2 separate regions of the Homo sapiens genome follow, and region 2 is linked to region 1. A link is a loop called in an ENCODE intact Hi-C map of the cell type or tissue named here. Cell type or tissue: right lobe of liver. All regions are shown on one strand.

Evidence for each region. A loop is a pair of places that touch in the nucleus more often than their neighbours do. Peaks named below come from ENCODE experiments on the same cell type or tissue, not always from the same donor. Only the 100,000 strongest peaks of a DNase experiment are listed, where the experiment ranks them.
Region 2: it touches region 1 in a loop (2.2-fold over the local background); 27 of 110 quality-filtered maps call a loop at or near these places.

What each region holds. Positions count from the first base shown.
Region 1 is chr6:142,165,143-142,169,142 of GRCh38, forward strand. VTA1 (vesicle trafficking 1) reads left to right here. Exons shown (of 8, transcript NM_016485.5): 2 at 1,086-1,180. Among named protein-coding and RNA genes, the nearest start is that of VTA1, 20 kb to the left of the region's middle. In right lobe of liver, no CTCF peak of the experiment used is centred here; a DNase peak (open chromatin) is centred at 1,639; H3K27ac peaks cover 709 bases.
Region 2 is chr6:142,212,754-142,216,753 of GRCh38, forward strand. All of the region lies in intron 7 of VTA1 (vesicle trafficking 1), which reads left to right. Among named protein-coding and RNA genes, the nearest start is that of LINC02919, 45 kb to the right of the region's middle. In right lobe of liver, no CTCF peak of the experiment used is centred here; no DNase peak of the experiment used is centred here.

The sequences.
Region 1 (4,000 bases):
TTTAGTGGTTAGGAAAATATAAAATCAAACAGAGTGTTTTTAGTCTTCAGATTGATAGGAATGTAAGTTTAATAAGTTTTTTGTGAGTTTAGGCAAAATGAGTGCTTGTATATGTTGCGGATACAATGGTGTATTGATACTTTTGTTTTGGGGGGCAGCGTAACCGTAGGTCTCAAAATGAAACAGGCACAGAGACTATGACCCAAGAATCTCACCTCTTGGTTCCCCTGGGAACTCTCTTGCATTATGCCTAAGGAGGTATTTTGCAATTCAGGAGTTTTACTATCAATCTTCATTCAAAAACTTCGTTGCATTTTGTTGTTGCATTTGTGCACAACAGTTGTAATGAAAATTTGAGAGCTACCTAAATGTGCTTTTGTTAGCATGATGCATTCATGCTGTAGAACATTAGCACTGACACAGATCTCTAGGACATATTGTTGAATGTAAGGGGTAAATTACAGACATTGTATGTAAACATCAGTGGTAACAGCAGTTACCACTAGAACTGTTCACAGTTCTTATCACTGGGAAAGCTACTGAAATTGTGGTGACAGCTATTTAGGTTTAGCCTTATCTCAGTTGTTTTTATTAACTTTTTAAAGAGAAGGTATATTTATTCAAAGAGAGAGTATATGTAAAATTACTATAGCAATTCTTTCTATAAACCTCAGTTCAAGTCTCATTTCCCACTATCCCAGCCCATTTTGAATATTTTGTCAGTATCACTTATTTGGCACTTGGCAGGTGCTCTTGTACATATGGTTGTTTGCTGTGTGCTCTGTCTTACCAATTAAATTATAGGTGCCTTTGACAGCTTAGGACATACCTAGTCCTCTTTTTTTTTTTTTTTAACATAATACCAAAAGAGAAGGCCTTATTTGATAAAAAAATTTATCATGAATGTCTTGCATTCTTTGGATAATATTTTTGTGCTTTTTAGGTTTATAACTTCCATAGTAAATCAGTTTTATTTCTAAATTTACTTGAATTTTTAATTATTTATTAGCAATTATATTTTAAACACTCATAAACATGGATGTTTAAAAATGAAATTGTTCAAATTATCTTACTTTTCTTTCTAGGTCGTTTATACGCAATGCAGACTGGAATGAAGATCGATAGTAAAACTCCTGAATGTCGCAAATTTTTATCAAAGTTAATGGATCAGTTAGAAGCTGTAAGTTAACCACTGATCATTTATTTTCTGGTTATGGTTAAAATACCATTTTATTCATTTGCGTGTCTGTGTTGTCATTTTAGTTCTTTCCCTTGGCAACAATCAAACAAAGCCATTATACCTGAGGAAAAACTAGTAATAATTTATTTTCATTTATTTGCTGTATACTTCCAGAGAGGTTATGAGTGTTAATTAAAGTATGTTCAAGTATCTTTGCATATGCCATCATATCTTGTTCCACATTATTATAGATGGCCTTTGGCTCCTCCTTTTATAGGTGAAAAACCCCTCCTTTTTTTTTTTTTAAGTTGAGACAGGGTCTCACTCTGTCACCCAGGCTGGAGTGCATTGCAGTGGCGTGATCTCTCGGCTTGCTGCAACCCCCACCTCCCAGGTTCAAGCAATTCTCTTACATCAGCCTCCCACGTAGCTAGGACTACAGGCACACGCTAAACGCGCCCGGCTAGTTTTTTTGTATATTTTGGTAGAGATGGAGTTTGACCATGTTGGCCAGGCCTGTCTGAAACTCCTGACCTCAAGTTATACACTCACCTCAGCCTCCCAAAGTGCTGGGATTACAGGCATGAGCCACCATGCCCAGCCGTGAAAAACCCTTTCTAACCTTCCCTTGCAGTCACGTGGATGATTAATTTGGGAATCTTAATATTTCTTATAATAATGAAATAATGGGCTGTGTATTTAGTGAAAGGAACAATGAAGGAAATGATGCCAATTACTTATCCTTTCTTCCTCCCTCTCTGGGGTCCCAGGGCAAGATATTCTTATGGTTTAGGCATCCTTCCCTCCTAGCAGGAATGTCGTAGGTGACTAATTAGTCACCTTCTTGAACCTAATATAACGTCACAGATCACTGTAGAGGTACTTTTGGAGAAGTGCCTATTGGATTGGATGTCAGTGCATAAAGAAGGCAGTGCCAACCTTAGTAGTCACACTTAGTAATGAGGACTCTGTCCTGTAACTCCTGGACCCAGCCATACCTGGTTTCTCTTTTAACAAAGTCAGGGTACACTCATTAATTCATCTCCTCCAAGACTGTTACATTAATAGTCGTGACTTACTTTTTATTTGCTTATTTAGATATCCAACCTCAGGAGAATTAGAAACCTATTCTATCAGTTGTATTATTTTGCTTAGAGAAAATTTAGACAAATAAAAACCAAAATGAAAACACACTAGTCAGCCCAGAGCTTTTTATTGTTTTCATTGTTTTTATGTATTGTTAGGAGGTTATGATTCAAACAAGACTTATGCGAAGACAGAACTTCCTACCTAGTTGTATAAAGCAGCCATGGGCAGTAGTGTTCTCTCTCACTTGGTGTGGCTGTCTGGCTTACTGACTCCTGTCGTCTGCTACTGTTAACTACCCAAAATCAGCCTCATGGCAGCACTGAGGAAATTCAGCTGTTCTGGAGCCTATCTGGCCTTGCATTTCTACAGCTGCTTCTATGGATACAAGATAAATTTGAGTACTCTCTTTCTAGGGAATGGGTTGGGGTAGAAGGGAGAATGTTTCTCACACATAGCAGTATATTTGTAAAATCCAACTCTAGCATTTTGTATAGTATAATGTCTCTTTATTAACTTCACTGTATAGCAGTAGTAGCTCAGATAATAGTTCTTGGGTAAGACAAAATTCAAACGTTTTCTGAAGTGTAAAATCACATTTATAAAGGGACTCATCAGGAATTTATCACTATCTGCATTAAATGACAGGTAAGATAAATGTATTCCATGGTAAGGGCACACTGTGGTGTTTGTATTACAGTTTTAAAACTTCAAGTATATTATGTTTTTGCTGTCAGGTATTTTCTGATGAAGATGAGATGAAGTGGCCTACTCTCACTAAAATTGTTCTACAATGAAATCTGCCTTTACAAATGATTTTGCAGTTTGGATACACAAATTACTGTTATCTGTGGGGATTTTTTTTTTCTTTTTTCTGTTCTTGTTCAGGATAAACATAGATAAAATTTCCTTAAATTTCAGCATTAAATCTTTTCTGGACCATAAGTTATTCTGTTTAATTATGAAAGTATTTACTTTGCTGATTTTATGAAAAATCCTGGGGCTTCTTTTAATTTAATTTTTTACTTTATAACATCTTTGAAAAAAGCAGTTTTTAATTAACTAGTTTGATGCTCAGATCTGATACTCCAGAGAGTTATTTTATTCCTGTATTGTAGTCTGAGTAAAAATTAGGAACTTTTTTTAAATGCTTTAAATTATTGTGTCTATAGAAAAGGGCTAAAAATTTACAGATAGAAGTTGCATTGATTGCAGGTATATATTTGTCTAATTTTTAAAAGCTTCCATAATTTGATTCTGAGTTTGTCATCTTATACCTTACTTTGAATTAGATCTTTTTTGTTTTTCACACTATGTGCTCTGAGAGATATCATTATTATTATTATTATTATTATTATTATTATTATTATTATTTTGAGACAGAGTCTCGCTCATTCGCCCAGGCTGGAGTGCAGTGGCGCGATCTCAGCCCACTGCAAGCTCCTCCTCCCAGGTTCATGCCATTCTCCTGCCTCAGCCTCCCGAGTAGCTGGGACTACAGCTGCCCGCCACCATGCCCAGCTAATTTCTTTTTGTATTTTTAGTAGAGACGGGGTTTCACTGTGTTAGCCAGAATGGTCTCGATCTCCTGACCTCGTGATCCACCCGCCTCAGCCTCTCAAAGTACTGGGATTACGAGTGTGAACCACTGTGCCCGGCCGAGAGATATTATTTTACGACATGATGAACCTTCTAGTCTTATTTTTTTTAGATTTGACAGAAATTGAAATGGGA
Region 2 (4,000 bases), 48 kb after region 1:
ATGGCAGCAGGAGACAGAGAGGGAAGGGGGAAGTGCCACACACTTTTAAACCATCAGATCTCGTGAGACCTCACTATCACAAGAATAACAAGGGGCACATCAGCCCCCATGATCCAGTTACCTCTCTCCAGGCCCCTCCTTCAATTCAACATGAGGTTTGGGCAGGGACACAAGTCCAAATCATATCATTCTGTTCTTGGCCCCTCCCAAATCTCATGTCCTTCTCATATTCCAAAATACAAATATCTCTTCTCAATAGTCCACCAGTCTTAACTCGTTTCAGCATTAACTCAAGTTTATAGTCCAGACTCTCCCCTGAGACAAGGTAAGTCCTTTCCACCTATGAGCCTGTAAAATCAAAAACAAGTTAGTTACTTCTGAGATACAGTGAGGGTGCAGGCACTGGATAAATGCTCCCATTCTTAATGGGAGAAATTGGCCAAAACAAAGGGGCTACAGGCCCCATGCAAGTCTGAAGCCCACCAGGAAAGTCATTCAATTGTAAAGCTCCAAAATAATCTCCTTTGACTCCATGTCTCACTTCCAGGTCATGCCAATGCAAGGGGTGGGCTCCCAAGGCCTTGGGCAGCTCCACCCCTGTGGCTCTGCAGGGTACAGCCCCCTTGGCTGCTTTCACAGGCTGATGTTGAGTGCCTGTGACTTTTCCAGGTGCATGATGTAAGCTGTCAGTAGGTCTACCATTCTGAGGTCTAGAGGATGGTGGCCCTCTTCTCACAGCTCCACTAGGCAGTGCCCCAGTGGGCATGCTGCATGGGGGCTCCAACCCCCCATATCTTCTCTGCACTGCTCTTGTAGAGGTGTTCCATGAGGGCTCCACCAGTGCAGCACACTTCTGCCTAGACATCTGGGCATTTCCATACATTCTTTGAAATCTAGGCAGAGATTCCCAAACCTCACCTCTTGCCTTCTGCGCACCCATAGGCCCAACACCACACCTTGGTGTGGCCATGGCCCAAGCCACACCTTGGTCCCTTTTAGCTATGGCTGGAGCTGGAGCAGCTGGGGTGCCATGTCCCAAGGCTACACAGAGCAGCTGGCCCTGTATCTGGCTCATGGAACCATTTTTTCCTTCTAGATCTCCAACCTGTGATGGCGGGGTCTGCTGTGGTGGTCTGTGAAATGCCCTAGAGACACTTTCCCCCACTGTCTTGGCTGTGAACATTCAACTCCTCTTTACTTATGCACATTTGGGTGATAGACTTGAATTTTGCCCCAGAAAACAGGGTTTTTTTTTTGTACCACATGATCAGGCTGCAAATTTTCCATACTTTTATGCTCTGCTTTTTAAATATAAGTTCCATTTTCAGATAATCTCTTTGTTCATGCATATGAGCCTACACTTTTAGAAACAGTCAGGTCAACTCTTGAATGCTTTGCTGCTTAGAAATTTCTTTTGTCAGATACCCTAAATCATCTCTCTCAATTTCAAAATTCCACAGATCTCTAGGGCAGGGGCAAAATGCCTCCAGCCTCTTTGCTAAAGCATAGCAAGAGTGACCTTACTCTAGTTCCCAATAAGTTCCTCATCTCCATCTGAAACCACCTCAGGCTGGACTTCATTGTCCATATCATTATCAGCATTTTGGTCAAAATCATTCAACAAGTCACGTGGAAGGTGAAGGGGAAGCAGGCACCTTCTTCACACGGCAATAGGAGAGTGAAGGGGGAAGTGCCACACACTTTTAAACCATCAGATCTCATGAGAACTCACTGTCACAAGAACAGCAAGGGGGACATCCATCCCCATGATCCACTCACCTCCTACCAGGCCTCTCCTCCTATTTGACAGGAGATTTGGATGGGGACACAAATCCAAACCATATCACACTGTAACAATAGATATATGTCATTATAAATTTGTCCAAACTCATGGAATGCACAACGTCAAGAGTAAACCCTAACATAGACTCTGGGTAATACTGATGGATCAATGCAGGTTCATCGATTGTGACAAATATACCACTCAAGTTGGGGAGTTTAATAATGGAGGAAGCTATGCATGGTGAGGAAGGGGAGATAAGGGAAATCTCTGTACCTTCCTCTCAACTTTGCTGTGAACTTAAAACTGCTCTAAAATATAAAGTCTTTTTTAAAAATAGTGCATTTATAACCACTGTCACTACCATTACTACTGCTTCTAGTACTTATACCCCTTTTCTGCTACATATTTCTCCTTACTGCTTAGTATTTAATCACCTTTTAATGCATATATGTGTGATATTAATGTATATTAAATATATTGTAATGAATTTATGGCTCACTCTGGAGAATGGAATTGGATAGGTAGGTATTTGAAGCACAGTGTTTACTTTTTTACTTTTACATCTCTGAATAGTATTAGAGTGTCAATGACAACTTACCTGATAAAGTTTTTTGAGCATTGGCCAGGCGCGGTGGCACACGCCTGTAATCCCAGCACTTTGGGAGGCCGAGATGGGTGGATCACGAGGTCAGGAGATTGAGACCATCTTGGCTAACACGGTGAAACCCCGTCTCTACTAAAAAATTACAAAAAAGTTAGCCAGGCCTGGTGGTGGGCGCCTGTAGTCCCAGCTACTTGGGAGGCTGAGGCAGGAGAATGGCATGAACCCGGGAGGTGAAGCTTGCAGTGAGCCGAGATCATGCCACTGCACTCCAGCCTGGGCGACAGAGTGAGACTCCATCTCAAAAAAAAAAAAGTTTTTTGAGCATTAAGTGATATAATATCTGAATAGTATTTAGCACAGCACTTGACATAATGAAATTCTGCCTGTATTCATAACTACTATTGTTGGAATTGTTAAGTGACATGTCTCAGCAATGCCTGTATGTATGAAGGTTCAGTCTGTGTCCTGTGTGTTCCATCCAAGTCAAAGGATAATAGAGTATACCAGAATGAGATTATCCAAGGCCTTTGACATAAGAATTTCTAGAACTATCTAGTTAAATTGGAAAGAGCTGCTAAAGACTCATTTTGGAAATATTTACAAATAAGTGTTCTATCCTCTCTTATGACATTAGATATATCAACCTTGGAAATGGATGCTTATGTCAACTGAGCACGCAGTGATTTTTCTTTATACCAAGTGATGTTATCTTTGATCCAGTGCTGACCCAGGCTCTCTTTGCCACTGTAGTAGAGGATTTAACTGATAGTTCTAGCTCTCTTCTGCCTGATCTTGTCCTGACCTCTGAAGAGGAGATGAAGCCCTCTTATATATAGATGGTCTTGTCTGCAGCTCGTCTGTAACTTATAAGCTAAGATTTCAGAAGAGAGATATATTAGACAACCCCTCTAATCTTTGAAGCATCTTTAAGGTCCACTTGCACCCTCTCTTGTTCTGATTATGGCCTCTAGTAAATTTTAATGATAGAAAAAAAAAACAGCTTTTATTTTGGTGCATTAAGCTTATATTGACCTTTTTGAGTATAAAGTCAGATAAACTGAAATTTAACACTTGTTCTCTTTCTGAAATGTGTTTACCCTTATATATTTTTCGCTTACTCTGTTGAGTTTTTAAATACTAATTTTAAAGACTCATAATTAGGTGACATTTTATTTTTACTCAGTTTAAGAATTTAATTCATATTTTATTAATGAATGTAGACTAGTATACTATATTTTCAAAATAAAGGAGAGCCTATGTGTTACAAAATAGCATGTAACATGATTTTTTAGCTTAATTTTTCATTGTTGAAAATAAATATCTCTATATGTTTATAAGTTACATTTTGGATCTAAATCTGTACATTGGTTGTTACTTAGTTCTTGTATTTTATATATGAGTTACATAATTGGTTATGCATGTCTGTAAGCTTTATGTATTTTATATCTAGTTATATTTTTCTGTTAATTTCATTCACATTTTTTAAATATTGAAATTATTTCACAAAAAAATACAGTATTTGTGTTTTAAAATAATTTAATCCTTGGTAGATAAGTTTATAAAACAAAAATAGTAACAGAGTTCTTGCCATTATACACGTTTTACCTTATTAA